Regions from separate parts of the Homo sapiens genome. Here region 2 is linked to region 1. A link is an interaction called in ENCODE POLR2A ChIA-PET data of the cell type or tissue named here. Cell type or tissue: B cell. All regions are shown on one strand. Links, peaks and the distances in the headings refer to the core of each region. The heading gives the core; the rest is flanking DNA. Region 1 overlaps MAD1L1 (mitotic arrest deficient 1 like 1). Region 2 overlaps MAD1L1 (mitotic arrest deficient 1 like 1).

Region 1 (15,192 bases), core at 4,209-12,208:
AGGGTGCAGATTCATGTTCCCTGCTCCTCCTGCAAAGCTCGGCTCTGAGCCCTGGAGACGACGAGACAGGCAACCCAAAGAGAGGGTGGGGAGGTGGGAAGAGGGCGGAGAGGCGGCCTGGAGCCAGCAGTGGGGACTCAGGACCCCTGCCCAGCAGATGGCAGCCCAGATGACACACTCCTGCCTGGACCGGAGCCTGCAAAGGGAACCCCGGCACGCTGCGGGTCTGAGACGTGGTATCGGTGAGGGAGGCGGCCCTGAGGCGCCCTTCCCTGCTCAGACACAGACGCTGGAAAGCCAAAGATTCTTCCACTAGATTAACCTATAACTTCAGTGTAATTTCAGTAAAAAATAAAACCTTGATACCTTTTTTTTGAATTTGACTAATTCTTTTTTTTTTTTTCTTTTTGGAGACAGGGTCTATCTCTGTTGCCCAGGCTGGAGTGCAATGGTGTGATTTTGGCTTACTGCAACCTCCATCCCCCAGGTTCAGGCGATTCTCCCACCTCAGCATCTATAGTACCTGTAGCTGGGACTACAGACACCCTCCCGCCACGCCTGGCGTTTTGTGTTTTTAGTAGAGACAGGGTTTCACCTTGTTGGCCAGGCTGGTCTTGAACTCCCGACCTCAGGTGATCCACCCGCCTCAGCCTCAGTGCTGGGATTACAGGCATGAGCCACCGCGCCTGGCCGTGACAAAGTAATTCTAAAATTAACTTAGAATAATAAACAGGTAAGAAAACCTTTAAGTCAAAAAAAAGGATAAATGAAATTAAAAAAAACAAAAGATCTGAATACAGACCCGATTTTGCCTAAGTTTTAATAAAGATGAAGGTATAAATCTACGGGGAAGGAAGGATTCTGAGATAAATGGCCCTAGGGCAATTGTTTAGTGATCTGGAAAAAAAATCAATTTAGATCTCGACCTCATACCATACACCAAAATAAGTTTCAAGTAGATTAAATCTTTAAATATAAAAATAAGCTCAAAGAGCCCAGAAGAAAATAGAATTATTTATCAAATCACTAAAGTACTTACTAAGCTTAAAAGCAACGGAATTAACAGATAAGAGAGAACCTGAAGACGAGGGGTTCAGGTTCTGGGAAAGATGAAGAAACCAATCAGCCCTGTCTCTCCCTGAGGCAGCTCTGACGATGGAGGGAGTGCAGCCAGCAGCCGACTACAGACCTGGAGAGCCACAGGCTGCAGGCGGGCTGAGGTCGGAACCCAGAACCACTAGCATCACCAGCCCAGCGGCGAGCGCCCTGCTTCCAGCTGCGAGAGACATGCAGCTGGACCTGGCCGCGCCGCGTCTTTACTGCGCTGCACCCCACGAGCCACGAAGGCAGAGTCTCCATTCACACAGACCTCCCACGCCTCGCCTCAGCAGCTTGCCGTTGTCGGCGTGCTGTGGTGTTAGTGATGCCTGCAGATTTCATCTTCAGAAGAGTGAACAGAAACGGCATGTTTTTAATTTCGGTTTCCACATGTGCACTGCTATTGTGTAATATTTACAGAACTACACAGACACACGGACATATTTCTCATAAAGTGAGCTCAGCAAGGTTGCAGGATACAAGAGCCACACACAGAAATCCCGGGTGAACTCGCTCGACTCGTTTTTATCTTGTGATTTTCGACATAATCACGCCACCTGTGAAGAGGAAAAGGGTCGGTCCTGCCTTTCCAGTCCGTGTGCCTTCGACCTCCTCACCCTGCTGCCCATCTGGGGCTCTGGGACATGGACCAAGGCGGTGAGAGGGAAGGCCTCTGCCTGAGTCGGCGTTTCCCAGTCCCTCACCAGCCAGGTCTGCGGTGAGCTGCACGGTTTCTGCAGATGCTCTTTGGCAAACTTGGGGGTTCTCGGCTTCTCCTGGTTTGCCGAGTTTCCCCATGAACGTGTGTTGGGCCTCGCTGACTGCATTTGTGCATCCGTTGGTTTGGCCATGTAATTTTTCCTTTTGGCGAGCTGACGCGATGGATTGTACCAGCTGACGCTCGACACCAACCCAGCCTTGCACTCTCAGAAAACAGAAAATAGCCCCGCAGTGTTCTTCAGTTTTGCCACTGGTTTTGAAGTTGGGGTAAATGCTTGCTTCACAGAGTGAGTTGGGAAGTGCTCCCTCTTCTGTTTTCTTGGAGAGTTTTGGCAAATTGGTGCTAAGTTTTCTTTAAGTGTTTGGTAGAATTCACCAGAAAACCATCTGGGCCTGGAGATATCCTTTTTTGGAAGCTTTTTGATTGTGGATTCAGTTATTTAATGGTTCTAGGATTAATGAGACGATCTATTTCATACTGGGTGAGTTCTGCAGTCTGTGGTTGAAGCTTGCTGGAGTTTCTGTCACTGGTTGGGTGTTTGCCCTGGTGCTACCCAGTCTGGACTTGGGGACCCCTAAAACCTGGGAGTGAGCACAAGACGCACACAGCTTGTCAAGAGAAGCCTGAGAGGCAGTGTGGGAAATTCTGTCTGTCTCCATCCTCTTCTACCCTGACACCCAGGCAATCCTGCGCTCTTCCGCCCCGGCACCCTGGCACCCCCGCGCTCTTCCGCCCCGGCAGCCGGGCAACCCCGCGCTCTTCCGCCCCGGCACCCGGGCAATCCTGCGGAGGTACAGCCACAGCTGGACAGACGCCTAGAGCCCAAGAGTGGGCCCCTCCCTCCAGACAGGGTGCGTGGGGCATGTCCTGCCCTGTTCCAACGCTGTGGCTGGCGTTGGCCGTGAAGGCGGCTGTGGCCGTGGGACTGACTGCACAGCACAGTGGGCAAGCCTTGCCTGGCTCTGTGGCCAGAAGGCAGTGAAGGGAACCCTGGGTCACCTGGGAAGTGCTGGGTGCTCAGAGTGGCTCTGGAAGGTGCCCTCTAAGCTGGGCATGGGGCTCTGACCCTAATCAGCACCCCACAGGTGTGAGAGTTGGACTCTGAGCTAGACCACACCAGGACCCAGCCAGGACTGTGGAGGACACAAGGTTCAATGGCCTGGGAAACTCGGCAAAGAGCCTGAAATGGAAGTGCCATCAGGAAATGCTGAAACCAACAGAAATTTACATTCTCCAGAGAACTTAAGAAAGACCTAGAATCTCGGGATATTCAAAACATCCAGAATGCAATCTAAAATTAAGCAGCATGAAAAGAACCGGGAAAACAGAAACCTGCCAGGGAAAACACGACCAACAGGCGCCAAGATGACGGAGATGCTGGAATTATCGAGTGAGATTTTAAAGACGCTCCAAGAAGCAAGTGATTGGAAAACACAGACTTAACTTTTCACAGTATCTTAGAGATGATGCCGTGCCACTAAGCTTGGTGTAGAAAGCACATCACCACAGGAGTCCTTCTCGCGGCAGGGTGGCAGGCATTACACCCACACACGCTGGAACCCAGCAGACAATGTGGGCACATGAATTCCTTCCCGTCCTTTAACTTAAAACACCACCACACTTGGAGTGTCTGAAAGCCTCTCTCATCTGCACGGAGGGGAAAGGGGAGATTTCTTTGAGTGACTGCAGGTTGCTCATCAGAAACCACAGAAGCCAGAAGATGGGGAAACAGTGTCGATTTTTAAAGTGCTAGGAGACAAGAACCACTCTCCCAGAACCCCACATCCAGCAATGGTATCCTTCAGTAACGAGGTGGGGTGAGGACACTGCTGGGCAAGCAAACGCTGAGAGAACCTACTCTAAAGAAGCCCCGAAGGAAGTCCTGCCAAACCAGAAATGATCCCAGGGGAACCCAGGAACGCCAGGAAAGAAGGAAGAGGCAAAACCACAAACTACTTTTTGCCTCTTATGTTTTATAAAATAGGCATGACAGTTAAGAGCAAGAATTGTAATATTTCTTGGTGGGGTTTTCCACATATAGAGAGTAAGTACATAGGACTACTACAACATAAAGGGAGGCAGGGAGAAGCCTACGTCGTGGTGAAATCCTGACGTTTCCACCTGAAATGATAAAATATGAATTATAAGTGCACCGTGAAATGTTAAGCTTGCACATTGTAAACCACAGAAAAATCACTTTAAAAGTATACAAATAGATATAATAAAGACATAGATACATCAAAATGGAGTATAAAAAAGGCCAAATAACCTGAAATAGGTAGGAAAGAGAAAACGGGAATAAAAAATGGAGGACAAACAGAAAACTAATCATAAAATGTACCTAAATCCAAATGCATAAAAAATTACATTAACTATAAATGGCCAAAACACATCTATTAATCGGCAGAACACACATACCTATCAGGTGCACATGGGACATTTTGAGGTTATCAAATTATCAGCTACCAAATAAACTTTAAATTGCAAAGAAAGTGAATCGTAGAAAGTGCGTTCCCTCAACATAATGAAATTGAACAGAAATTACCCAGAAAATCAGGGAGAGACACTTTGAAATTAAAAAGCATCCTTCTAAATCTGTATGGATCACAGCAGGCATCCTAGTCTATTGGCGGCGCTATCACAGAATACCTGAGATTAATTTATAACGACCCGAAGTTTATAGGCTCACAGTTCTGGAGGCTGGCAAGTCCGAGATCAAGGCACCAGCTTCTGGCAAGGGCTTTCCTGAGGCGCCATCACATGGTGGACGGCAGGAGGGCAGATACAGAGAGCCAACTAACAGAAGCCCCTTTTACAACAGCACGAATCCACTCACCAAGGTGGAGCCCACGTGACCTCAACGCCTCCCAGGAGGCCCCACCTCCCAACACCATCACTCTGGGATGAAGTTTCCAACACGTGGACTTTGGAGGCCACGTTCAAACTATGGTACATCTTAATGGAAATTTGAAAATGTTTTGAACTGAACACACATAAAAATACAACATTATCAAAATGTGTGAAATGCTGCTAATGCAGCACTCAGATGCAAATTTCTAACACGGAACGCTTACGTTGGAAAGCAGAAAAGATCTCAAATATGCAATCTAATCTTCCACCTGAAGAGGCCAGAAAAAAAGGAGAGCAAACTAAAACTAAAGCAGGCAGAAGGAAGGAAACACAAAACTACAACAGCAAAATATCAATGAAACCAAAAACTAGGTCTCTAAGGAGATCAGTGAAATTTATACATCTCCAGAAAGGCTAACAGACAAAAAAAGAAAAAAGAAAAAAAAAGACATAAACGACCAGTATCAGGAAGGAAGGAGTACCGCTACGAACCCAGCAGGCACGATAAAATCAGCGAGGCAAGAGCACAGACAATTCACTGCTCATACATTTGATCACAGATATAATGAACCAGTTCCTCACAATAAAAAAAACCCCAAAACCTACATTCTACCAACATTCAGCTGAGATGAAAGAACTCACTATTCCTGTAATGATTAGAACCTGCCACAACCACAATCCCTAGGCCCAGATGGTTTCACCAGCAAATTCTACAAAACATTTAAAGAAGTAACACCAATTCTATATAATCTCCTCTAGGACATAAAAGGGGGAATACTTCCAATTCACTTCATTCATTACGTGTATACTACAACCAGACAAGGGCAGTACAAGAAAGCTACAGACCAATATGAACACAGACGTGAAGATTACTGACGATGTCAGCAAGATGAACTCAGCAACATGTAAAAATACTATGCCATAACCAAGGGGGGGGTTTATTCCAGGAATGCAGAGTTGGCTCAACGTTGGAAACTTCCCAAAAAAATCACAATGACACACTGTCAATCACACTAACGGTGTAAGGGAAAAAAAACATACGATCCCATCAATTGATGCAGGAAAAGCATCTGACAGACGCCAACATCCTACATGATAAACACTCTCAGCAAACTAAGAATGGAAAGAGCGTTTTCAGCTTGATAAGGAAAAACCACAAATAAACTGCAGCTAGCAGCACGCCTCATGGAGGAGGATGGACTGCTCTCCCTGCAAGGTGAGGAGAAAGGCCAGGATCTCTGTTGCCCCATCTCCTACTCAGCACCATACTAAGGTCCTAGACAGGGCAACACAGCAAGAAAACAAAATAGAAGACATATGGATCTTAACAAAATAAGCAAAACTGTCCCTATTCACAGGTGCTATGACTGCAAAGGATTAGAAAACAAAATCAAAACAGCAACTAACCCAGATGTAAGAAGTGAGTTCAGCAAGGTCATGGGTTACAAAGCCAGCATAAACATCCGTCATACATCTACACACACGCACTGAACACCTGGGACCCATAAAAACAAGCCTACAAATAATTACATAGCTCCAACACTAACAATAAAACCAACAAAACCATGTGTATTTCTAACAAAAAAGGGGTGGGTGGGTACGGTGAAAACCACAAAATGTGGATGAAAGAAAATAAGAAGAACGTAAATAAATGGAGAGCTACATTGTGTTCATGTATCGGAAGACTCACTGCAACCAAGATGTAGATGCTCCCCAGACTGACTGACAGATGCAGTAATTCCTCTAAAAATCTGAGCAGGCGTTTTGCAGGTAAAGACAAGCTGAATGTAAATCTTGTCCATAAAGTGGGGGATTGTGCTGCTGATTTCGAGACTTACTACGAAGCTACAGTAATCAATACCGTGGGGTGTTATTAACAGCAAAGGAACAGACGCTTAGATCAAGGGAACAGAAGAGAAGGTGTAGAAAGAGACCCCCATAACGCATGGCCAACTGGTTTTGGACAAAGGTGCAAACATAATTCAATGGTGGCAGGACAGTCAGTTCAATAATAATGGCACAATTGGACATCCATATAAAAACAAAAAAGAAAAGTAGCTTGAACTCAAGCTCACACCATGGGCAAAAACTAACTCAAAATGGGTCACAGATTTAAATGTGAACTTAAAACCTTTTAGTAGAAAACAAGAAAAAATATGTTTGGCCTGGAGTTATGCAGAGAGTTTCTGGATCTGACCCCTATAAAAGAAAACCTGATCATCAGCATGCACCCAGATGAAAAGCATTTGCTCCGAGGAACACAGGGTCAGAAAATGAAGAGGCTCGTCACGGGCTGGGAGAAGATATTTATCAGCTATATACTCAACTTGGATTCACCCCAAACTCAATACTAACAATTCAATTAAAAAATAGGCAGCACCAAGCAGCACGTGGGGGGCAGCTACTTCTCCAGACAGTGGAGAGCCACCAGCTCGTGCCCGAGGCCTTGGCTGACGTCACATCACTTCTGTCTCCAGCACTACAGTCGGAGCCCACGACGGAACACCTGCCACACCTGCTGCTGCTCCCCACGACCCGCCGGTCCCTAGAGGAGCCCATGACGGAACTCCCGCCACGCCTGAGACTGTTCCCCACCACCCGCCGGTCCCTAAAGGAGCCCACGACGGAACTCCTGCCACGCCAGACACTGCTCCCCACCACCCGCCAGTCCCTAGAGGAGCCCACGACAGAACTGCCACACCTGACACTGCTCCCGACGACCCGCCGGTCCCTAGAGGAGCCCACGACGGAACTCCTGCCACGCCAGACACTGCTCCCCACCACCCACCAGTCCCTAGAGGAGCCCACGACAGAATTGCCACACTTGACACTGCTCCCCACGACCCACCGGTCCCTAGAGGAGCCCACGACGGAACTCCTGCCACACCTGAGACTGTTCCCCATGACCTGCAGGTCCCTAGATGGCAGGACCCAGGCAGACGATCTCAGCTTGGCACAGGACTGGGCCAAACAGGCATGGTCCTGCACTTCAGACGCCAGCCCTTCTTCTCCAACTCCCACTAACTGCCGAACAGGGCTGGAGCCCCTGCACCCCCATCCCATTTGAACCGCTCAGCTGTCGGCATTGCACGGTGTTTGTACTGAGCAAACAGAGGCGTGGGCAGGTGGCGGCCCTGCCCAGGTGGCACGGGGTGGGGGCATGACGTAAACACAGGCCTGTGCCACGTGAGAGCTGGGCACTGATTTCTGGCCGTGGGAGGGCACAGCTGGCTTGGCACTGCCAGGCCAATGGGTAGCTCTCCACAGTGCTTGTCCTGGTGGTCCACGGAGCAGCCATTAGGGCACCTCACTGAGGCCACCTGTGGGGCCAGCGCCAGCCAAGCAGGAAAAGTGTGAGTCCTGAGACTGCAGAGGACACGCGCCGATACAGACAGAAGCAGTGCACAGGACGCAACAGAAAGGCAGTCACTGCTCCCGTCCTCAGCCCAGGCAGGGACACCAAACCAGGCCTCCCCTCGAGGGCACCCTCCTCCCTGAGGCCGAGCAGGTGGATTCCAGGCAGAGCAACTCTGTGGCCAACCATCTTCCCCTCCCTCCTCCCCTCCCGGGCCTCCCCTCTTTTCTTCCACCTCCTCCCTTCTCCTCCCTGGTATCTCTTCTCCCTCTTCCTCGCTCCTCCATCCTCCCCCTGCCTCCCTCCTCCCCAAAGACACCTCTAGGATCAGCTGTGCCCACACAGGCAGTGACAAATTTGATCACCTTCAATGTGCTGCTAAGATTATTTTAATATTAATGCATTCCCTAATTAAGCTGCAATTAACAATCTCCCTGGCCCAGCCTGGACGTGGCAGGGGGGCTGAGTGAGGAGTCAGAGCCAGCACGGGAGGCCGGGCTTTGGGGCTCCTATCCGCCAAGGGCCCGTGCCGATGGCAAGGGTTGTTTAGTGACTGCCTTGTCAAAGACACCAGGAAAATCACAAGGGTGTTCCTGCCTGAACTTCCGAGCAGGGACTCAGATCCCCGAGAGCAGGGGCCTCTTTATGTGTTTCTGTGTCTTCTCTGACCGGAGGTCTGGGGCCCACACCAGAGACAGCCCTTGGGGAAGCCGTGGCAAACACGAAAGGGAGCTCTTGACTCTGCAGCCCCGCTGCCACGTCCCCTCGCCCATCCCCCACTGCCACGTCCCCTCGCCCCGTCCCCACTGCCACGTCCCCTCGCCCCGTCCCCACTGCCACGTCCCCTCGCCCCGTCCCCACTGCCACGTCCCCTGCCCCGTCCCCACTGCCACGTCCCCTCATCCCGTCCCCACTGCCACAACCCCTCATCCCGTCCCCTACTGCCACATCCCACCACCACGTCCACACTGCCACGTCCCCTCGCCCCGTCCCCCACTGCCACGTCCCCTCGCCCCGTCCCCACTGCCACGTCCCCTCATCCCGTCCCCACTGCCACAACCCCTCATCCCGTCCCCTACTGCCACATCCCACCACCACGTCCACACTGCCACGTCCCCTCGCCCCGTCCCCACTGCCACGTCCCCTCGCCCTGCCCCCACTGCCACGTCCCCTCATCCCGTCCCCACTGCCACAACCCCTCATCCCGTCCCCTACTGCCACATCCCACCACCACGTCCACACTGCCACGTCCCCTCGCCCCGTCCCCACTGCCACGTCCCCTCGCCCCGTCCCCACTGCCACGTCCCCTCGCACAGTCCCCGATGCCACGTCACCTCGCCCCATCCCCCAATGCCATGTCCCCTCGCCCCGTCCCCAGTGCCAGGTCCCCTCGCCCCATCCCCCAGTGCCACGTCCCCTCGCCCCATCCCCCAGTGCCACGTCCCCTCGCCCCGTCCCCACTGCCACGTCCCCTCGCCCCGTCCCCACTGCCACGTCCCCTCGCCCCATCCCCCACTGCCACGTCCCCTCGCCCCATCCCCCACTGCCACGTCCCCTCGCCCCGTCCCCACTGCCACGTCCCCTCACCCCATCCCACCACCGTGTCCGCTCACCCCACCTCACCGCTGCGTCCCCTCGCCCACCCCACTGCCACGTGTCCCCTTGCTTCGTCCCACCGTCACATCCCCTTCACCTTGTTCCTTGGGGGCCCTGATTCCCCAGAGCAGGAAGAGACATCTGCTGACCCCCGAGATGCTGGGTGATCAGGGTGTGAGGGGACTCCCCTGGGACTTGCTTCCTGGTGGGACACTGGGCGCTGTCTCAGGCCACGCGGCTCCCCCTTAAGCCAGTGACAGGCCTGCCATCTGCAGACCTGCTGGCCTGAAGCCCTCACAACTTACCCTGGTCTCTCTCGTGACCCAGGAGACCCACCCCTAACCCATGCTCAGGGCCAGCCAGGCCGGGGAGGAGCATCCGTCTCTGTCTCAGGCTCACACCTGCCATCTCACCCTTTGCAGGGACTGTGCAGGCAGCCTACCCACGGTCACAGGAGCGAGGGCGCGTCGTGGGGTCCACGTCAAGGGTCTGCTGACACCACGGGAACACCCCCAACTCCTCACCCCACCCACGGTCACAGGAGCGAGGGCGCATCATGGGGTCCATGTCAAGGGTCTGCTGATGCTGTGGGAACACCCCCAACTCCTCACCCCACGCACGGTCACAGGAGCGAGGGCGCGTCGTGGGGTCCACGTCAAGGGTCTGCTGACACCACGGGAACACCCCCAACTCCTCACCCCACGCACGGTCACAGGAGCGAGGGCGCGTCGTGGGGTCCACGTCAAGGGTCTGCTGACACTGCGGGCACACCCTTGCTCCTCATCTGGAGAATGGGGAGGGGACAGCCCTCTCTGGCAGCAAGCGGCGTGACCTGGACTTTTCTCTTTTTAACTTTAGATTTACATGCACATGAGTTAAGAGCCCAGGAATTCTGTGGGGTGTGTCAGGGAACAGCGGTCTCCACACTTCTCATTTCCTTCCTTTCTCTCCAGAGTCCACCATGTTCACCTCTCAGCCGATCATGTCGGTATTAACTGCATTTCTCTGGAATACACATTCTGTGGCTCCTTCTGGACTTGAGCGCTCGGACGTCCTGCTGACTTCCCGAGAGACAGCGAGGCTTCAGCTCTCCCTCCCTCCCACCCTGCAACACGCGTCTCCCTCCTCCTGGTCCCCTTTCTTAATATGAGGCTCAGGGCTGTGTTCAGATCAGGCCTCAGCTCCCTTACGACTGTGTGAGGCTGCTCAGGGCCAGCTCAGAATGCAGGACACTGCTGCTTCTGCTGCTTCTCATGCAACTCTGCTGTCCCCAGAGCCAATGGTCGTCCTGCTTCCCACGCACTCAGCCTTCTAGGTGCTCATGGCTCTTGGCAGCCATCCCTCTTTGCCAGCTGTCTACACAGGTGCTTCCCAGTCTTTTTGTGCGGGGCAGCAAACCTAAAACCTGAGAAATGTGTGTGGCACGCAGGGAAGGAGGAGGCTGCCAAAGAGTGACCCAGGGACCTGGGGACCAACGTCCATGGCAGCCCACGCCTGGCACACACGTGTGGAAAGCTCCGGTCCGCATCATGACACCCAACGCACCAGGTTCTGTCCTAGAATCTCTGGTGGGTTCCAGCCCCCGCTGGAGGCTGCCCAGGCTGGGGGCTTCCTTCTCTGCTCTATATCCCAGAAACTCTGGCCCGTTCTGGCCCCTGCCAGCTGCTCCCCAGGCCTAAGGCTTCCTTCTCTGCTCTATATCCCAGAACCTCTGGCCTGTTCTGGCCCCTGCCGGCTGCTCCCCAGGCCTGAGGCCTCCTTCTCTGCTTCCGCGGCAGAAGCCCCTGTGGTCTGCTCTGCGTGCCACAGCCACACTCTTTCCTGGTTTACTCCCTCATCCTTTGGGAGTGCATCCTCTGCCAGCTTCCTGAGAGACGGTGCGGGGCCGTCAAGTTTTTAAGGCCTTGAACCCTGCAGATGCCCGTACTTCTTCCTTCAGACCTGATGTGGGGCTGGGGGGCTATGAGATCCCGAGATGCAGGTCACTCTGCTAGAAACTCGGAGGTGCTGCTGCTAGGAAACGCTAGATGACTGATCCCGGATCCTTTGACAAGTGACCTCTGTGTTTCTTCTCTGAAGTTCTCAGGGTCTTCCTTTCGTCCTGTGTCCTGAATCTTCATGCTGCCGCACACTGTGCGGGTCTATCCCCAACCACAGACAGCCCAGTCTGAGCCTCTCCCGGGAGGCAGGGAGCTGCGTCCTTCCTTCAGGGAGACGTCCTTGAGGCACTTCTGTTATCATCTGCTTTTTCCCTGTTCCCTCCTTCCATGTTCCTGTTGTTCAGACAGTGGGCTGTACCTCTAATGTTCTTACTTCTCTTCTCCTGTTTTCCATCTCGTTGTCTTTACTTTCAGACTTTCTCAACGTTACTTTACAAATCTTCTTAGATTTCCATTCACTGTTCCCTACTTTTGCCTTCCCCCTGCTCACTGCTTTCTCTTGGTGTGTGTTAAGCTGCCCTGTTGTTTGGTTGCTGAAGCCCCGTCTTCTCTCTGAGGAGATCCAGGAGACAGTTTTTGGAGATTTTCTTTGCTGGGACAGTGGGTTCCCTCCCCGCTGACGCTGTGTTTCTCTGCGTTTCGCTGTGCTCTGTTTTCCCTGCTCGTTTCCTGTCCTTTCCCTTGGGCTGTCTGACAATCCCTGGGTATCAGCTCCTCACTAGGGGAGGGCACTAGGGGCCCAGGGATACTCCGGGTAGGAGCATGGAGCCGTCTGCCACGGTTTTCCCCAGGGAGCGATCCATGGGAGCTGTCGAGCTGGGGAACTGCCAACGCCAGGTCCTTCTGGGCTGCTCGGATACACAGGGAGGTCTTTCCACCATAGCCTACAGGGTCACACCTGCTGCCCGTGTTCTGCAGGGCACGTGGCGGGGGTGTGCGATCCAGGCCCACACCTGCATCTATCAATCCGGGCTCAGTTCAAGCCTGTTGTCCTGACTTGGGTCTGTCCAGGGACCTTGCCAGCCCTCTCCAGAGCAGCGGTCCACAAACGCGCTGAGCATCCGCGTGGTCTGTAGGGCTGCCTAGCACAGACTGCCGGCCGCCCCCAGGCCTCTGGCTGAGCAAGTCTGAGATGAGACCTGAGAATCCACATTTCTAAGAGGCTCCCAGGGAGGCAGCGGCCGACCTGGGTACTGCACTTTAAGTATCACTGCTCCAAGAATAAACTGCTGGCTTGTTTTGGAGTCTTCATCTTTCCCGGGGAGCGGCAACTGCCCAGGGCACACAGATGGACAGATGGTTCCGGGGACCCATCTCTTAATTCAGCAATCAAGCCTCCAGATCCACTGTGCTTCAGTCAGTGGCATCCCTCCCCTAACGCCACTTGCAGCCAGTTCCTGGGCTGCGTTGGAGTTTTGAGGTGTAACTCAGGCGGGTTCTCAGCTCCACCCGCCGCCGGCTTAGATTCCGGTTTCCCAAGTCTACTCAGTCCTTTCACTGCTCACCCGCCAATTCCAGACTCCAAAAGTCTGCCTCTGTATCCTCTCCCTCTGTGGGGTTAGGCCTTACATAAAACAGAGGCCACCAACACTGTGATTTTTGGGGGCACAGACACGCGCTGCATCAGCCACTGGGGCCTGGACGCCCGACCCACCCTCACCTCCTGGTGGCGCCATGTGGCGCGGCCCCCACTATCCCAGGCCTCTGCTCATCCTCCCCTTCCTGCTTCCAGACCACGCTGGCCCTGACTTCTCCATGGTCAGCTCAGACACGCCTCTTCGCACCCCCCACTCCCAATCAGCCATGGCCCGGGCACCTGTCACAGCCAGATGCCGACCACCCGCGTGCCTGAGACGCGCAGAGACCCAGACAAGAGGTTAACGAACAGACGGGCGAACCCGAGACAGGCAGAGACCCAGACAACAAGGGAAGGAACAGACGGGAGAACCCAAGATGCGCAGAGACCCAGATAACAGGTGAACAAACACACGAGCGAACCCTAGACAGGCAGAGACCCAGACAACAAGGAAAGGAACAGACAGGTGAACCCGAGATGCGCAGAGACCCAGACAACAGGGGAACAAACACACGAGCGAACCCGAGACAGGCAGAGACCCAGACAACAGGGGAACGAACAGACGGGCGAACCCGAGACAGGCAGACACCCAGACAACAGGGGAACGAACAGATGGGCGAACCCGAGACAGGCAGAGACCCAGACAAAAAGGGAAGGAACAGACGGGCGAACCCGAGATGCGCAGAGACCCAGACAACAGGTGAACGAACACACGAGCGAACCCGAGACAGGCAGACACCCAGACAACAGGGGAACAAACAGATGGGCAAACCCGAGACAGGCAGAGACCCAGACAACAGGTGAACGAACAGACGGGCGAACCCGAGACGGGCAGAGACCCAGACAACAGGGGGACAAACAGACGGGTGAACCCGAGACGGGCAGAGACCCAGACAACAAGGGAACGAACAGATGGGCAAACCCGAGACGGGCAGAGACCCAGACAACAAGGGAACGAACAGACGGGCAAACCCGAGACGGGCAGAGACCCAGACAACAGGGGAACAAACAGACAAGCGAATGGGTGCACAGCCAAGGCACAGGCCCGTGACAGCAGGGGATGGAAGGCCCCTTCCCAAATCCTCTCCCAGGGTGCAGAGCCACCTAAAAATATGGCTCCAAGTCTGCATCCTCAGCTCCGAAACTTGCCAATAACACCTGCAGAATGCAGGGCGGAGAGGGAGCCACGGCTGGACCAGAAAGGGGGCTGGGGACATGGGGGCTCAGGCCCTCACAGCCACAGTGGAGACCGGGAGCAGCCCTTGTGCAGGTGGGGAGCTGGAAAGGAGCCCCCGACTGCCATCAGCTCGCCCCTCAATCTGGCAACACAGGCCCCCCCTTCTGGCTTTTGTCCTCCAACCCCACCATACTACTCCAGGAGGGCACACCACCCGCTAGCCAGCCACTAAGCCCCTACCTGCCGGCAGGGTGCGCCCAGACTCAGGGCAGTCTTGGCTTATGGGGGTGGGGCACAAGAGGGAGGGAAGACCCCACCTAAGACCCTCCCCACAAAGGAGCGGGGCAGAGGACAATCACTCCTGATACATCAGCCTGGGTGCTGGGCTGTGGGAAGCGGACAAGTCACCGCCACACAACCTCTGCACCTGCATGCTCACAGGGAATGCTCTCCCACAGTACAGGGCGCGATGGCAAGTAGGTGGGAAGAAACAGAAGAAGGTATCATCGGATGAAAGCTGAGTCTGAAATCACCTCGAGATGCCAAAGGCCAGAAAGCAGCAGCCTCCAGGCCCCACCACAGATGAGCCTGCAGACACCCCCAAGGGAGGGGGCTGGCAGCCGGGTGGCTCTAACACAGGAGCAAGGGGACGCCGGGCCACGCTCCAGGCTGCTGCTAAGGGCTGGACAGGGAACCCTCCCCCAGGTCCCCCCAGAACCAGGAGCGTGGGGCAGTGCCCAGCTCCCTCCAACAGCAGAGAGCAACACAGGGGGCAGGGGTCTCCTGAGCCCCACAGCCTCGCTGGGGGTGCAGACTGCACAGTGACTCTGGACTCCCAGCCCTGCTCCTTCAGGGGCACCCTGCAGAGTCGACACAGCC
Region 2 (15,192 bases), core at 4,892-12,891, 120 kb after region 1:
GTGAGAGGCCAAAGAGAAGCTGCCCGGCGCACGTGGAAGAAGGTGGGGACGCTGTGAACACACTGGGAACAGTGCTTTAGAAACAGCAGCAGTGAATCCCAGAGGAGCCCGCAGCATGTGTGAGATGATAACACAATTTCCCAAATGGTTCAGCAGGGCACAGAACCAGCACGGGGGTGCGGCCGGGAGGTCTGGGTCCTGAGTACACATGAAGTCCCCAGGCGATCGACCACACAAGCCTCTCCACTGCTCCAGCCTCGGTTTCTCTTCCTGTACAGCGAGGGCGACTCAGCACAGCCCACGTGTTTCCCGCTCAGCTTTGTGAGATTCAGTGAGGATGACAAGAACTGGAACTGGAGTCCCAGCTCAGTGAGACAGACCCCAAGAAATGGAGGCCATCAGTATGGCGTAGTCCCCCGGGGCGTGGACACCCTCTCAGCTCCTGTGCCAGTGGTGTAGACAGGGGAGCCCAGGGGAGGCAACAGCATGAACAAAACCCGAGCCCCGGGCCAGGCCTGTCACCTCCCCACTCTGATGAGCAGCAGCAACCATTCTCCGCACTTCACAGAGGAAGCAGAGGCTCTGACAGGGGCCACACGCCCAAGCCACACGGCCGCAGAGGCACGATCTGAGCCAGGGCGCCCTGACGGCAAGCCCCGGCCTCTGATCACCTCCCAGGGTGAAGCCATTCAGCAAGGGAGCTGCTGCCACCAGGGGCCAGAAAGGACATGAAAGGCTCCGGCCTCCCACCCGGCCTCCACACCCCTCTCTGCTCCAGGCCAGGAGCACCAGCCCGTGTCTCAGTGGCTGTGAATCCCTGTAAGAGTCCCCTGTATCCCTGTGAGAGCCCCCGTATCCCTGTGAGAGTCCTCGTATCCCTGTGTCCCCGTGAGATACCCCACGTCCCTATGAGAGTCCCCCATGTCCCTGTGAGAGTCTCTGTGTCCCTGTGAGAGTGACTCCCAGCCCTCAGGCTGCCGGGTGCCCTCTCAGGTGCCTCTCATGGCCAGCCCAGCACTCTGCGTGTACATAGCACTATCCCTCTCGGGAGCCCGCAGGGTCACACCAGCCTGGCTTACACAGAAATAAATTGTGCTTCTGTAACCAGCAATATTTCTTTAACTGGAGGTTAATAAAAATCACCGTTGGAGGCTAACCAGTGGATCTAATTTATTTAGAGACTTTTCTGAAGCTGTGGATAAAGCCCTTTATTAAAGCTTAGTACAGCACCTGACGATGCCCTGGAAAAGCGACAGTCGCTTAGTGGGATTTGGAGGCCGTGGAGCAAAGTGAAAAGTCTAACAGGATTCCTTGAAGGAAGGAGAGTGGGGTGGGGGAGGGGAGCGGGACATGGGAGCCAATTTCTCACCTGAGGAGCCCAGCCTCAGCCAGACAGCACTTCAGGGCCCGTCCCAGGCCTTCCCTAAGCCTCGGAGCACATGGTGAGCCCCAAGTAGTCCTTAAATCCAAACGTTCTGCCGAGGGCCCCCCATGGAGCTGAGCCATCATCTTTAGGAGACATGGCACACGTCCCCTGCACCACAGGCCGCCACAGCCCTGCTCCCTGAGGGCCTGCCCATGACAGAGGCGGCAGTGGAGGCCCTGTAAGGGAAGGACTTCCTGGGGAAGACCAGCTGAGTGCTGCAGTGGCCACCTCGGCTGCCTCTAGGGAGTCAAGGAGGGTCCCATGTAAGCCCCAGGCCGAGCCCTGCAATCAGTGCCTCTCCTGGGATGCGGGTGGTGGCGCAGGCCCCACGCCCCAGGTGGACTGAAGCCCCGCCCTCCCTACAGAGGGGAGTCCCATCCCTTTCCAGGCCTGCACTCACAGGCACCCTATGTCCCTGTCCTCAGCTGGACGGCAGCGCAGGCAAATAAGATCGCCTTTCAATGTGCACAGAAATACAAGACCCCTTTCAGCCACCAAAGGCCCCCACAACCTCAGGGCCGTCCAGCGAGCTAGGAAACCCATGTTGTCCTCCTCCTCCCAGGCCCGGCGCCCGTGCCCACCCAACCCTCCCCTCCAGACAGGCTCCGGCTGGGGCACTGCCCATGAAATGATTTCGACACACAGAAGCTCACTTAAAACTTCTAGTCTACAAGAGGTGAAAACTTTGGAAGGGTGAAGTTCAAGAACTGTGCAAATCCTCTTATTTTTCTGGAGACGGAACTCTGCGTGGCGATCATCTCCTCAGCTGCTAAACCCCTTCCAGATCAGAAGCGACACAAACCCCGCCTCACCCGCCTGCCCTACACTAAGCCGTGAGGACGTCTTAGTGTAGGAAAGGGGTGAGCGCTGCCCGCCTGTGCCCAAGGGGCCACATTCAACCAAGGGTGGGAAAAGAGGTGAGTCCTTTCCAGACCATCTGTCCCCACTGAAGATTCCGTAAGCTCCTAGGTGGAGGGCTAGACCTTGCCCAGACAGGAGCCTCAGGTCTAAGGAGGAGGAGCAGCGCTCCCTGTGCCCACACGCACAGTGCCCGGCCCCCTGTCCCAGGTGCTACCTCTGCACCACACGCTGCGCACACAACACCCCCTGGGCTGAGCGCACCCACTCACAGACGACAAAGGAAACTGGAGGATCAGTAATGAATGGCCACCAGCGCGCACATCCATGCCCCAATGCCAGCTCCCGGGTTGAACTCCTGGGTTGAACTGTTTACTGCGTGCCACCCTCCTGGGCAAACAGTCTTCGGCTAAGGCCCTCCCTTCCCAGATTCTCAGGTTCTACAAGTCAGTGTCTTTCCTCCGTTCACCCCAGCTCCCCAGGGCTGCTGATGAGCTGACCTAAGGCAAAGCAGGCAATGAGAACTGTGGAAAGGGACCCTGAGACACCGCTTGCTCTGAGCCGCAGCTGCGTAACAAGCTGCAGAAAACCCACCGGCACGAGGAAACCCTGGGGGCCTGTCTGCAGACCGTGCCGATGATTGCTTCCGTCTGGAAGAACCTCCCTTCCTCCCCTTGGTGTTTTATTGGGGGCAGTTTAGCTCTTTATGGGTGAAGTTAACCAAAAGAATATTAACTCCATTCTACACTCCCTGCATCTGACTGTTTTCCATTTGATGATGGATGATGTTTAATACCTCCCAGTCTGAGCACACTCTGGGTCTGTAAATACAGATCCTGCTTTATTGCTGTTTAATAACTATCACAATGGTTGGGGCTGGCCTTGTCTGCTGGGCTTAATGTTCCATGAGGGTCTCGTGGGAAAAGAAGCCAAAATGCATAAAAGAACCAGTGTTCCAGAATGGTAAGCACAGATGCACACACATGTGCGCACACAGCACTCACACATGTGCATGCTCAGACACATGCACACACAGAGCTCACACAGCACAGACATGCACACTCACATGCATACAGAGAGCTGCCTCTGCAGACACATGCACACTCACACACGTGCACTCACATATGCAGAGAGCTGACTCCACAGACACATGCACAATCACACACGTGCACTCACGTGCACACAGCTCACCAGTACAGATACATGCACACTCATGCTCAATGCACAGTTCACACAGATGTGCATGCACAGCTCACAAAGCACACGTGCACACTCACATGATCACATGTGCACACAGAACTCACACAGCACAACATACATGCGCACACAAGTACACACGTATGGACACACACATACACAGCACTCAACACAGATATGCACACACGTCTCCTACACAGAGCTCATGCAGCACAGACACGCACACAGTAATGCTCATGTGTGCATGCATGCACACTGAGCACCGACACGGGTGTGTTCATGAACACCCGGGTGCACGCATGTGCACACTGACGCACACGCGTGCTCTCAGACACCATGCTCCAGCACCCTAGTCGGGCAGCGGGGTAGGTGTAGAGGGACTCGGAGAATGAGCAGCTACCTGGGCTGCGAATCCTGCCTGTTCACCCAGGCAAGTTCCTTCATCTCATCCAACGACAAATTCCTGTTGCACAAACACGGGATTTCCAAATCTGAGCTCAGAATTCTCCAAGTGAGTTTTAAGTGAGATGATTAGAGGGATGTTAATGAAATGAGAAGTTACTCTGACGAATGCCAGCAGTGACCGCTATACATCGAATGCCCACTCACTGCAGGTCCCATGCCAGGTATTTAACATAGGATTTGTCAGGAAATAAATTTGATGAATGGTAATAAGCATCAACCACACTGCATAAGGCCTGGCACAGGGCAGGCAGGTGGGTCAGCCAGGAAGGGGCTGTCCCATAGGATGTTGAGTGATGGCCAAAAAGTCCCCCTCCGCCCCTCTGTGAAGAACCTCCTCCAAGACGAATGCAGAAAACCGCACTCAGCTGAACGGAGCTGTGATGGGAGCCTCCCGAGCCTGGCTGAGCCCCCTGTGCCACACCCCTCCAGCTTCAGGTGCTCTCCCCACTCCACAGTGACTCACAAGCCACCACTCCCACTTCCCCAAGCCAGCGCCAGGCCTTCTCGAGGCGAAGAGCTGTGCCGATTGTCACACTTGCCTGTGTCCAGCCACTGACCGCGTCAACCATGCTGCCATTTTCATCAGGGTCCCATCTTATTTTTAATGTGATTTTGTGTAGCAGGGTGACTTTTAGGAACACACATCACCTTAGAATAGAACTAACCATATGTTTGTTGAGTGAGTTGATGATGAACTACCTCACACATATATTTGAACATTACAATTTAAAAATATTTTCAAAGCATTCCCTCATGTAATCTGTGAATCGGCTCCCCGTGCAGATGGGGTGAGGCGTGCATGCTTCATTCTTCCAGAGAGGAAGCAAAGGCAAAGAGAGGGAAAGGGAGCTGGCGCCAGGCACAAGTGAGAGAGTGACAGAGCTCAGGTTCTAACAGGTTTTCTGATTCCAGCTCCTAGGCTTCCTCCCCCTAGAAGAGAGGAATTCCAGCAGGGCTGGCCTCAGGCCTCCACCTCCCTTCCCGGTGCCCCGCCCAGGGTCAGACCCTCTCCCTGCACAGTGGGGGCCCCCACTCCATGGCCTCTGCTGACTCGGAGCCGACTCAGTAGGTGGCTCATGCCCACCATGGGTGGCAAAAGGCTCGGGGGCAGCTCACCAGCTCACGGGCCTTCTGATGGCACTCAAGAAATTTAGTTTAAACACACACAGATTTTCAAAGAGGCGGTAGGAGGAAGGACTCACCTAGTCCGCCCAGGGGCCTCCTGCAGAAGCAAGATCTGTGCCTGGACCTCACAGACACCTGGGTCCAGCAGCATCCCCATGTCTTGCTGGAGGGCAGGAGCCACCCAAGGGGCACTGGGCACTGCCTGGCGTGGGTGGCCAGACTCGCTTCATCAGCACCAGTGTCCAGGAGGACTATCGAGCACTGTAATTCCCAGGGCACCTCATCCAATGTCTGCAGGCACCAGACCACAGGTTCACAGGGCACCTCATCCAACATCTGCTGGCACCATCTGCGGGCACCAGACCACACGTTCACAGGGCACCTCACCCAACGTCTGCAGGCACCAGACCACACGTTCACAGGGCACCTCACCCAACATCTGCGGACACCAGACCACACGTTCACAAGGAACCTCACCCAACGTCTGCGGGCACCAGACCACACGTTCACAGGGCACCTCACCCAGCGTCTGCGGACACCAGACCACACGTTCACGGGGCACCTCACCCAGCGTCTGCGGGCACCAGACCACACGTTCACGGGGCACCTCACCCAGCGTCTGCGGGCACCAGACCACACGTTCATGGGGCACCTCACCCAGCGTCTGCGGGCACCAGACCACACGTTCACGGGGCACCTCACCCAGCGTCTGCGGGCACCAGACCACACGTTCACGGGGCACCTCACCCAGCATCTGCGGGCATCACCGCCCCTTCCACCTGTTGCACTCCTACGAGAGCTAAGCCAGGTATGAGGCCAGACCAGAAACCAGAGACCAGGATGGAACCTCACGCGCCTGCTGGAAGCAGGGAATCCCCTAGCCAGTGCCTCAGACCCATGTCCACACCCACACGGGCAGACGGAAGCACCAGGCTGAGGGTGGTGAGCCAGGGGGTTCCTGGGCCGCCTCCACTCTGGCTGGTGTCAGGCTGTGGCTTGACCTTTCTGGCAGCTCCGTTGAAGCACCCACAGAACCATGGAGACCACAAGCCAACAGTGGCCTATCACCGGCCTGGAGAAAGTCCAGACACTTCACACCTTCTGACTGAGGCCAGGGACCTCTCCCAGGACCATGGACACAGGGACCCAGGCACCCACCCAGACTGTGGTGCAGGGAACTTACAAGGCTCTTGGGTGTGCCGTGACACCAAGGACAACTGAAGGGGCAGAGGCTGCGGAGGGAGCAGCCCAGTACCCCCGAGGGCGGCTCAGTCCTCAGCAGGCCCACCCACCTGTGCCTCACAGGCCAGGAGCAAACACACCTGTGCGGAACGGCCAGGTGAGGCTGGCTGTCACCTTTAACATCTCTGAATGTCTCCAGGAGGGGCCTAGAGAGGGTTCAGACACCACCACCAGGATGCTGCAGCTATTTTTAGTAGAAAGACTCAAGAGGCTTCCTTGGCAGGGAACCATGCCTTTGAGCATGACCATCAATTTTCACCTGCAGCTAACTTCCTTTCCTTTCAAGATCAAGGTTATTCAAAGATTTGGATTTCTTCGAAACTGAGTTTAAAGAGAGCATGTTTCTCTACCAAACAGGATAGGGGATTTTAAAGCACAAACAAGGACAATGTCAGGCCAAAGCCTGGGTAGGCAGGACAAGGTTCCGGGCCTGGTCCCTCCAGCCCTTCCCAGACACCCTGCAGGCCCTGCTTGTGTCCCCCCGAGGCTGGGCTAAAGCCACCTGTGCCAGCTGGATGATGCCTGGCCTGGGCACTGGAGGAGCCTCCCTGGGCTCCTCTCTAAGCCTCGGTCTCTCTGGTATAAACCTCCAAAGCTGAGGGGGACTGGGAATTCCACAGCCTCTCTCCTAGCAGGACACTCCAGGTTTCTCGTCCATAACCCACGTGGTGCTGTGGAGCCTTGGCCTACAGGACAGAAGGGGCTCCTGGGATCTGGATGAAGTGGTGGCGAGGGGGGCGCTGACCTTGTCCTTCAGGAAGAGCCACGTGGCTCAGCAGGCAAGATCCAAGACGTTTCAACGTGGTATGTTAGAAACTCACACTTAATGCAGAAAAGCCCAGGAACGAGACATTGAAACCGCACATGAAGACTGGGCCTTCCCTGCATCCGCCGGGTCACCTTGCTGTCCCCCACCTCCCCCACCCCCCCACCAGCTGCCCTGCGCCTGCCGGGTCACCTCGCTGTCCCCTACCTCCCCCAACCCCCCACCAGCTGCGCTGTGCCTACTGGGTCACCTTGCTTTCCACCCCCCACCACCCCCACCAGCTGCCCTGCGCCCGCCAGGTCACCTTGCTGTCCACCCCCCAACCCCATCCCCCACCAGCTGCCTGGGGCCCCTGAGGGCTCCTCAGAGCCATGGACAAGCTGAGCAGCAGGTGCCGTGTCAGGCTATACCACATGGGGTGCCAGAAACTGATTTCACTGGGAAGTCTTTTGTTAGGAGTACTCCAAGGGCAAGCGTCCTCTGGGAAGCGTGTTGGGAATGGATGTTTACAGGGGCGTCAGGCAGGGAAACAGCCAGGCGGAAAGACAACCATTCATGCAGAGTCAACACCTGTGCACCCCCTGCATTCCACGAAGGAGCCCCCGGCAGGCCAAGACCCACGCTCCGCACACATCAGAGAGGAGGGGCTGGCCTCAGAGAAGCGAGAGCAGGAGCAGGGTGACCACGGACAAGGGCAGAACCCTATCGTCCTCGCCACGCGCACAGCCACAGCTCCGCCACAGCCAGCCATGGCATGACTCCATATGCCAACAGGCTTCCCTGGCCCCTTCATGTGAGCAACAGAGCACAGGCAGCGGCGTAGTAGGAGCCCCAGGCCTGCCGCCACCACAGTTGGTAACAGCCTCAGGAAGACCACACAGACAGAATGCCCAACAGACAGCAAGCAACAGCACCCAGGAGGGCGCCGGACAGCTCACTAGGGCCCAGGCACAGCAGGCAGGGAGGGCGCCGGACAGCTCACTAGGGCCCAGGCACAGCAGGCAGGGAGGGGGCTGGACACTCACTGGGGCCCGGGCACGGTGCCCAGGGAGGGCACCTGACAGCTCCCTGGGGCCTAGGTATACAGTGGAAACCCTACTTACGTTTATAAGTCCTTATATCTTACAAATAAATGGGTGTGTTCATTATTGGCCGCAGGTCATACCTATCCTTTTTAAACAAATATGCACGTATCAGTGTGCAAATTCCACAGTTTTTATAAAGGGGTACACCATCAAAATAAACCTGGAGCAAACAGCTGGGACACAGCTACGGCAGCTGGCATGGGCATGGCCCTGGCGCCACAGACTGCTGCCCGGAACAGACAGAGGAACCGGGAGGGAGCTGGGGCCCCAGCCTGGAGCATGGGGGAGGGAGGCGCTGGACCTCCGGGGCCATGGGGAGATAGGAAGCCATGTGTCCCCAGCAGGACATGTGGGAGGAGGAAATCCAGAAGGGAGAGCTGCCCCAAGTCCCGGGACAGCGGAGGCTCCTCCACCAGCCTGAGGAGGGAACGGGTGGGTGCCGCCTCCAGTGCCTGCATCTGAAGGCCGAGCCGTCCCTGCCCTGGCACCTGCTCCCAGCCACTGCCTACCCTCCTGCTCTGCCACTGACAGCTACACGTCTTGCGACTTTGGTTGTTGGGAAAGTTGAAAGCAAGTAACACCCTCTTCCACATTGCTGACATTAGCTCAGGCATCAGAAGCAGAAGCCTCGGGATCTGCTACCTGGTAGCAGGCCCTTCCTGAAAACCGGTGAGTTTGGGGGCCGCGGAGGCCCATGCAGACGGTGAGGCTGGGACCAAGAGTCCTCCGGGCGGGGGCAGAGCACAGGGCAGGTGAGGCAGAGGCAGGAGAGCTGCTCCCTGGCCACTCCAAAGGCCTCAGCACCTCCTGTAGGTGAAGGAGTCCAATATTCACCAGGCATTTACTCAGAGCCTGCTGTATGCAAGGAACTGTGCCAGCCGCCGGTGAACAAGGGAGAAAAGGGCCTGCCTCAATGCTATGAGCCGGACGCCGGGGATGATCTGGGTTCCGGGAAGTAGAGAAGCTGTGTGAAGGCCCCAAGGCCCTGGCGGGCGGCAGGAAAGCAACGGGGAAGCAGAGGAGGCTGCAGAGGTGGGGCCCATCTTCCCCGCACAGCACGTTCCAGCCAGGGCCTGGGGACACGGGTTATGGGGGTGCCCCAGGCCAACAGGGTACAGGGCCAGGGACAGCCCCTGGGTGAAGCCAGGGAGCCTGTGACCCAGGCCCTGCATTCTGGGCTGCAGGTTTCAGTAGGCTCCTGTGACCGAGCTCTCCAAGTGTGATTTGCCACCATTAAGTGGACGCAGGCCATGACTCCTCAAAAAAGAAAGTAGACCTGGCTTCCACAGTGCTCCAGGGGCACCCGATTCTAGCCACCCTCAACACGGAGACCCGAGGAGACAGCCTTATCTCAGCAGCACCATCCAGAAATGCCCTCATCGGGGTTTCTGATGACACACCTGCCACCAGCACCCTTCTGCAGAGGGAGGCAGGGCGGGAGGGGTCAGGGCTGCACCCGGGTGCCCGCAGACAGGGCACTCCCACCAGGGCCAGAGCCCACGAGCACTGCTGCTCCCAGCCCACCTCCCCCAACACAGTGCTGTGGCCATCTCCTCAAATCTCCCTGAAAGGGCCAGGAGTTCCACAGCCTCACCTGGAACTGTCCAGAAAGTCCCACCCATGGGCGGGTGGGGACAGGACTGTGGTCTTTTCAAAGAGCCAAGAGTAAAGATGGGTGACCTGAATCCAGTGTAACGCAGCCTCCAAACTCCACGCACCTGAGGCAGAGACGGCGGTCGGGCGCACGTGGAGGGCTCGGGCTGGTGGAGGCGGTCCACGCTCCCACAACCCAACCTTCATCATCTTCACACTGGAGACGGGTAAAATGCATTGTTTTGATTTCACCGTATTTCCTAAAATTGCTTTTCTCCCTGGAATTTTTTTCTGCCACAGCCAGGTCCAGCTCCCTCTCGGAGGGAGAGTGCAGCAGTGTCTGTGACAAGGTTGGCTTTCTAATAACTGTGCAAATGGCTTTGTCCCATAACAAAGTGGACATTCTTTCCTGAATGGATGTAATAGAAATGTCAGTCTAGAAAGGTAATGGGAAAGGGCGATATATTAACACCTGGAAATTAAATTCCAAAGCCGAGAGAACCCTGCTTATCTGTGGAGGGAAGAGGCCCTCTCACTGAGCAGAGCAAACACGACCCTGGAAGCCGGGCTGGCCAGCGTCTCAGGGCCCCTCCTGCAGGCTTTGCACCGATCCAGGTGTACGTGGAGGGATGTGCTTTAAGTATGAACAAAGCAAGGTCTGAAGCTGAACTTGAGCTGCGCTCGGCTGGGCCGTGCCCTCGCAGTGATGGGAGAGCGGGGAACACATGCGGTACTCAGGGCTGCTCCTTGGACATCCCCAGAGGCTAAAGCCCAGGAGACAAGATGGGTTGCATGGGTCACAGTAGCAGGAGGAGCCGAGCGGTGGGGCCGGGACTCAGGGACGACGGCAGGGCCCGAACTCCATCTGTCCTGTGTTCACGTACACAGTGCAGAGCTTGTCACAAAGGGCGGGGGCAGCAGAGACAGAGGAAGCGGGGCCAAGCCTCCCTCCAGGCACTAGGCAGGCAGCACAGCGAGGCGGTGCGTGCCACGACAGCACCAGGCAGAGGCACGCCACAAACCCTGACAGAAAGCAGGGAGTGAATGAGCACACGCCAGGACGTGTGTCCTCTCGGAGGCAGACAGTGAGGACAGCAGGTAGGCAGTGGTCTTCAGAGGGAGCTGGGGGTGAGCCAGGCCTAGGGCCAGTCAGCAGCATCCACATCAGCTGTGTGACCCGGCCCCTGTGGCCCGCATCGTAGGGCACGATCCAGGCCTCTGCCACCCCTGACAGAACTGGCCCGGAGCAGCACAGGAGCGCCACCAGGGAACCGGTGAGACATGGGGACCGCAGGCTGCACCCCAGAGCTACCAAGTCACACTCAGATTTCCACGATCTCTACAAAAACACAAAAGAATTAGATGGGCACGGTGGTGGCACCTGAAGTCCCAGCTACTCGGGAGGCTGAGGCAGGAGAATCACCGGAGCCTGCGATGTCGAGGCTGCAGTGAGCCGAGACCACACTACTGTACTCCAGCCTGGGTGACACAGAGAGACCCTGTCTCAAAAAAAAAAAAAAAAAAAAAATCTAGGACCAGGCACAGTGGCTCACAGCTGTAATCCCAGCACTTTGGGAGGCTGAGGTGGGTGGATCACTTGAGGTCAGGAGTTCGAGACCAGCCTGACCAATATGGCAAAACCCCGTCTCTACTACAAATACATAAATTAGCTGGACATGGTGGCAGGCGCCTGTAATCCCAGCTACTCGGGAGGCTGAGGCTGGAGAATCGCTTGAACCCAGGAGGCAGAGGTTGCAGTGAGCTGAGATCATGCCACTGCACTCCAGCCTGAGTGACAGGGCAAGACTCCATCTCAAAAATAAATAAATAAATAAATAAAAAACACAAATCTAGCATCAAGGCTGGCCGCATGGCCTGGGCAGTCTCTATGCCACTCTTAAGCCTCGACTTGCTGGGCTAAAACGGGGCCACAGAGCTGACCCCCCGACGCCTCAGCGGGCGCCACAGGGAACATGATGACTGTCTGACACAAACCCCTGGAGGGTCACAGAGGATGATGCTTTCCAGATGACACAGCAGGTACTGGGTGTTATAAATACTCCCTTCAGTGCTACCTAAGACCAAAAATTTTCAGTATTAAAAAAGAAAGAGCAAGAGAAATCGTGCCGATCATGAAGCCTCAGACCTAAAGAGGGGTGTGGAGCAGAAGAGACGGCGATCAGAAGCAGCATGGGGCTCGCGCAGGCTCTTCTGTGGGAGGGATGGAGGCCCTCTGCTCTGCTCTGCTCTGCTCTGCTCTAGGGAAAGAGGGCTAGATCTCACACCCTCAGGGGAGGGAGGAGCACACAGCCAGATTTAGGCTCCCACTGGGGCAGAGGAAGAAACCACAGAATGGCTATCCAGGAAAGACGTGGAAGGAAGTACAAGACTGGCTCCACGACCCATCTGCAAAGCGACCCAGGAGATACCCACGTGAGCGAGGGCGGTGCTCACCTCGAACCAAGGCCCACCACAGAGCTCCCACGGGCTCCCACCCAGCGCCCATTATCACAGAGGGGTGAAGGACAAGTCCTACTCAACACTAGAACCAGGACAAGGAGTTGGTGTGGCTCCAAGAGGCAGCCCAGGGGGACTGTTGTGGGGCCACAGAAACCTACACAAGCGGCCGATCGCGGAGAGGAACACAGGCTGTGCTAACGCCAAAGCCCCTGGTCTTCCCACTGCACCACGACCACCTACGGCATTGCCACGGGGAAGCCGGGGAGACGTGGCACCTCGCCCCACAACCTTCCCAAGTACCCGTGCAGCTATCATTACCACAAACCAAGCCCCACCACGGTCTAGCACGGCAGATGGACACAGCTCTCCCCGCAGTGACCTTCTGGGCTCAGCAAGGGCGCCTGTTCACCGGCTTCCCACACCCTCCCTGACACACGAGCCCTAAAGCGCCTCCCTTTCTTCACAGCAGCCATCACCGCCTCAACGCGACTGACACCTGCCCCAGCCCCACCTAGAGAGGGGCCCTTGAGCTCCGAGTCTGCTGTGCAGCTCCCTGCTGTTTTCCACAGCACCTAAATGTGCCAGGCTCACAGGAGACGCACAGTAAGAATCTGGGGAATGACCGAGCGCGGTGCCTCATGCCTGTAATCCCAGCACGTCGGGAAGCCAAGGTGGGCAGATCACTTGACGTGAGAAGTTCCTGGCCAACGTGGCAAAATCCATCCCTACTAAAAATACAAAGAATTCACCGGGCATGGTGGTGTGCACCTGTAGTCCCAGCTACTCAGAGGCTGAGGGGAGAACTGCTTGAACCCGGGAGGCAGAGGTTGCAGTGAGCCAAGATTGCACCACTGCACTCCAGCCTGGACATCAGAACAAGACTCCATTCCCCCCACCGCCCCCCCAAAAAGAAGAAGTTGGGGAATGAAACATTAATGATCGAGTGAGTGAACTGAGTCTGGGTTTCTCCTTCTCAATCCCTTTTCAGCTGGCCAGTCCACCTGTATTATATGCTTTGTATGCGTTAAATCCTGCTGGAAGGCCAGACTTTCTAAATCCACAGAGAATATCAGAAAATGTTTTGAACTCAACAGTAACAAAAACAACCCGCATCAAAATTTATGGGGTAGGCCTTCGTGACAAAGACTCTTAGAAAAGCACAAGTTGGAGAGGATTTCATTAATTCAGTAAAGAGTATCACACAGAACATCTAGCACACACCACGCTTACTGATGGATTACCAAAGCGCCCGTCACAGCCTGAAGGAGACAAGGTGCCTACTGTCATCATTCCTCCATGACACTGCACCTGGAGGAAAGGGGCATGGAGAGAAGCAGGGCCGGAGAGGGAGTGTGGCCAGAGGAGAGGAGAGGCGCGGGGCTGGAGAGGGAGTGTGGCCAGAGGAGAGGAGAGGAGAGGCGCGGGGCTGGAGAGGGAGTGTGGCCAGAGGAGAGGAGAGGCGCGGGGCTGGAGAGGGAGTGTGGCCAGAGGAGAGGAGAGGCGCGGGGCTGGAGAGGGAGTGTGGCTAGAGGAGAGAAGCAGGGCTGGAGAGGGAGTGTGGCCAGAGGAGAGGAGAGGCGCGGGGCTGGAGAGGGAGTGTGGCCAGAGGAGAGGAGAGGCGCGGGGCTGGAGAGGGAGTGTGGCCAGAGGAGAGGAGAGGCGCGGGGCTGGAGAGGGAGTGTGGCCAGAGGAGAGGAGAGGCGCGGGGCTGGAGAGGGAGTGTGGCCAGAGGAGAGGAGAGGCGCGGGGCTGGAGAGGGAGTGTGGCCAGAGGAGAGGAGAGGGGCGGGGCTGGAGAGGGAGTGTGGCCAGAGGAGAGGAGAGGCGCGAGGCTGGAGAGGGAGTGTGGCCAGAGGAGAGAAGCAGGGCTGGAGAGGGAGTGTGGCCAGAGGAGAGGAGAGGCGCAGGGCTGGAGAGGGAGTGTGGCCAGAGGAGAGAAGCAGGGCTGGAGAGGGAGTGTGGCCAGAGGAGAGGAGAGGCGCGGGGCTAGAGTGGGAGTGTGGCCAGGGGAGAGGCGCAGGGCTGGAGAGGGAGTGTGGCCAGAGGAGAGGAGAGGCTTGAGGCTGGAGAGGGAGTGTGGCCAGGGGAGAGGAGAGGCGCAGGGCTGGAGAGGGAGTGTGGCTAGAGGAGAGAAGCAGGGCTGGAGAGGGAGTGTGGCCAGAGAAGAGGAGAGGCGCGGGGCTGGAGTGGGAGTGTGGCCAGAGGAGAGAAGCAGGGCTGGAGAGGGAGTGTGGCCAGAGGAGAGGAGAGGCGCGGGGCTAGAGTGGGAGTGTGGCCAGGGGAGAGGCGCAGGGCTGGAGAGGGAGTGTGGCCAGAGGAGAGGAGAGGCGCGGGGCTAGAGTGGGAGTGTGGCCAGGGGAGAGGCGCAGGGCTGGAGAGGGAGTGTGGCCAGAGGAGAGAAGCAGGGCTGGAGAGGGAGTGTGGCCAGAGGAGAGAAGCAGGGCTGGAGAGGGAGTGTGGCCAGGAGAGAAGCAGGGCTGGAGAGGGAGTGTGGCCAGACGAGAGAAGCAGGGCTGGAGAGGGAGTGTGGCCAGAGGAGAAGAGAGGCGTGGGGCTGGAGAGGGAGTGTGGCCAGAGGAGAGAAGCAGGGCTGGAGAGGGAGTGTGGCCAGGAGAGAAGCAGGGCTGGAGAGGGAGTGTGGCCAGGAGAGAAGCAGGGCTGGAGAGGGAGTGTGGCCAGAAGAGAGAAGCAGGGCTGGAGTGGGAGTGTGGCCAGAGGAGAGGAGAGGCATGGGGCTGGAGAGGGAGTGTGGCCAGAAGAGAGAAGCAGGGCTGGAGAGGGAATGTGGCCAGAGGAGAGGCACGGGGTTGGAGAGGCAGCGTGGCCAGAGGAGAGAAGAGGCGTGGGGCTGGAGAGGGATTGTGGCCAGAGGAGAGGAAAGGTGCGGGGCTGGAAAGGGAGCATGGCCAGGGGAGAGGAGAGGCAAGGGGCTGGCGGGGAAGCATGGCCAGGGGAGGGGAGAGGAGAGGCACGGGG

What was found. Peaks named below come from ENCODE experiments on the same cell type or tissue, not always from the same donor. Only the 100,000 strongest peaks of a DNase experiment are listed, where the experiment ranks them.
Region 2: POLR2A ChIA-PET joins it to region 1 with 11 read pairs; 3 of 35 experiments call an interaction of 5 or more read pairs at or near these places.

The regions. Positions count from the first base shown.
Region 1 is chr7:1,920,927-1,936,118 of GRCh38, forward strand. The region is part of intron 17 of MAD1L1 (mitotic arrest deficient 1 like 1); the gene reads right to left. Among named protein-coding and RNA genes, the nearest start is that of MIR4655, 84 kb to the left of the region's middle. RefSeq lists enhancers at 9,786-10,734, 10,988-11,157. In B cell, for the core only: no CTCF peak of the experiment used is centred there; DNase peaks (open chromatin) are centred at 5,175, 6,125, 7,215 and 7,615; H3K4me3 peaks cover 924 bases; H3K27ac peaks cover 3,153 bases.
Region 2 is chr7:2,044,407-2,059,598 of GRCh38, forward strand. The region is part of intron 12 of MAD1L1 (mitotic arrest deficient 1 like 1); the gene reads right to left. Among named protein-coding and RNA genes, the nearest start is that of SNORA114, 37 kb to the right of the region's middle. RefSeq lists enhancers at 5,060-5,663, 10,722-11,237, 11,726-12,279, 12,280-12,832. In B cell, for the core only: no CTCF peak of the experiment used is centred there; no DNase peak of the experiment used is centred there.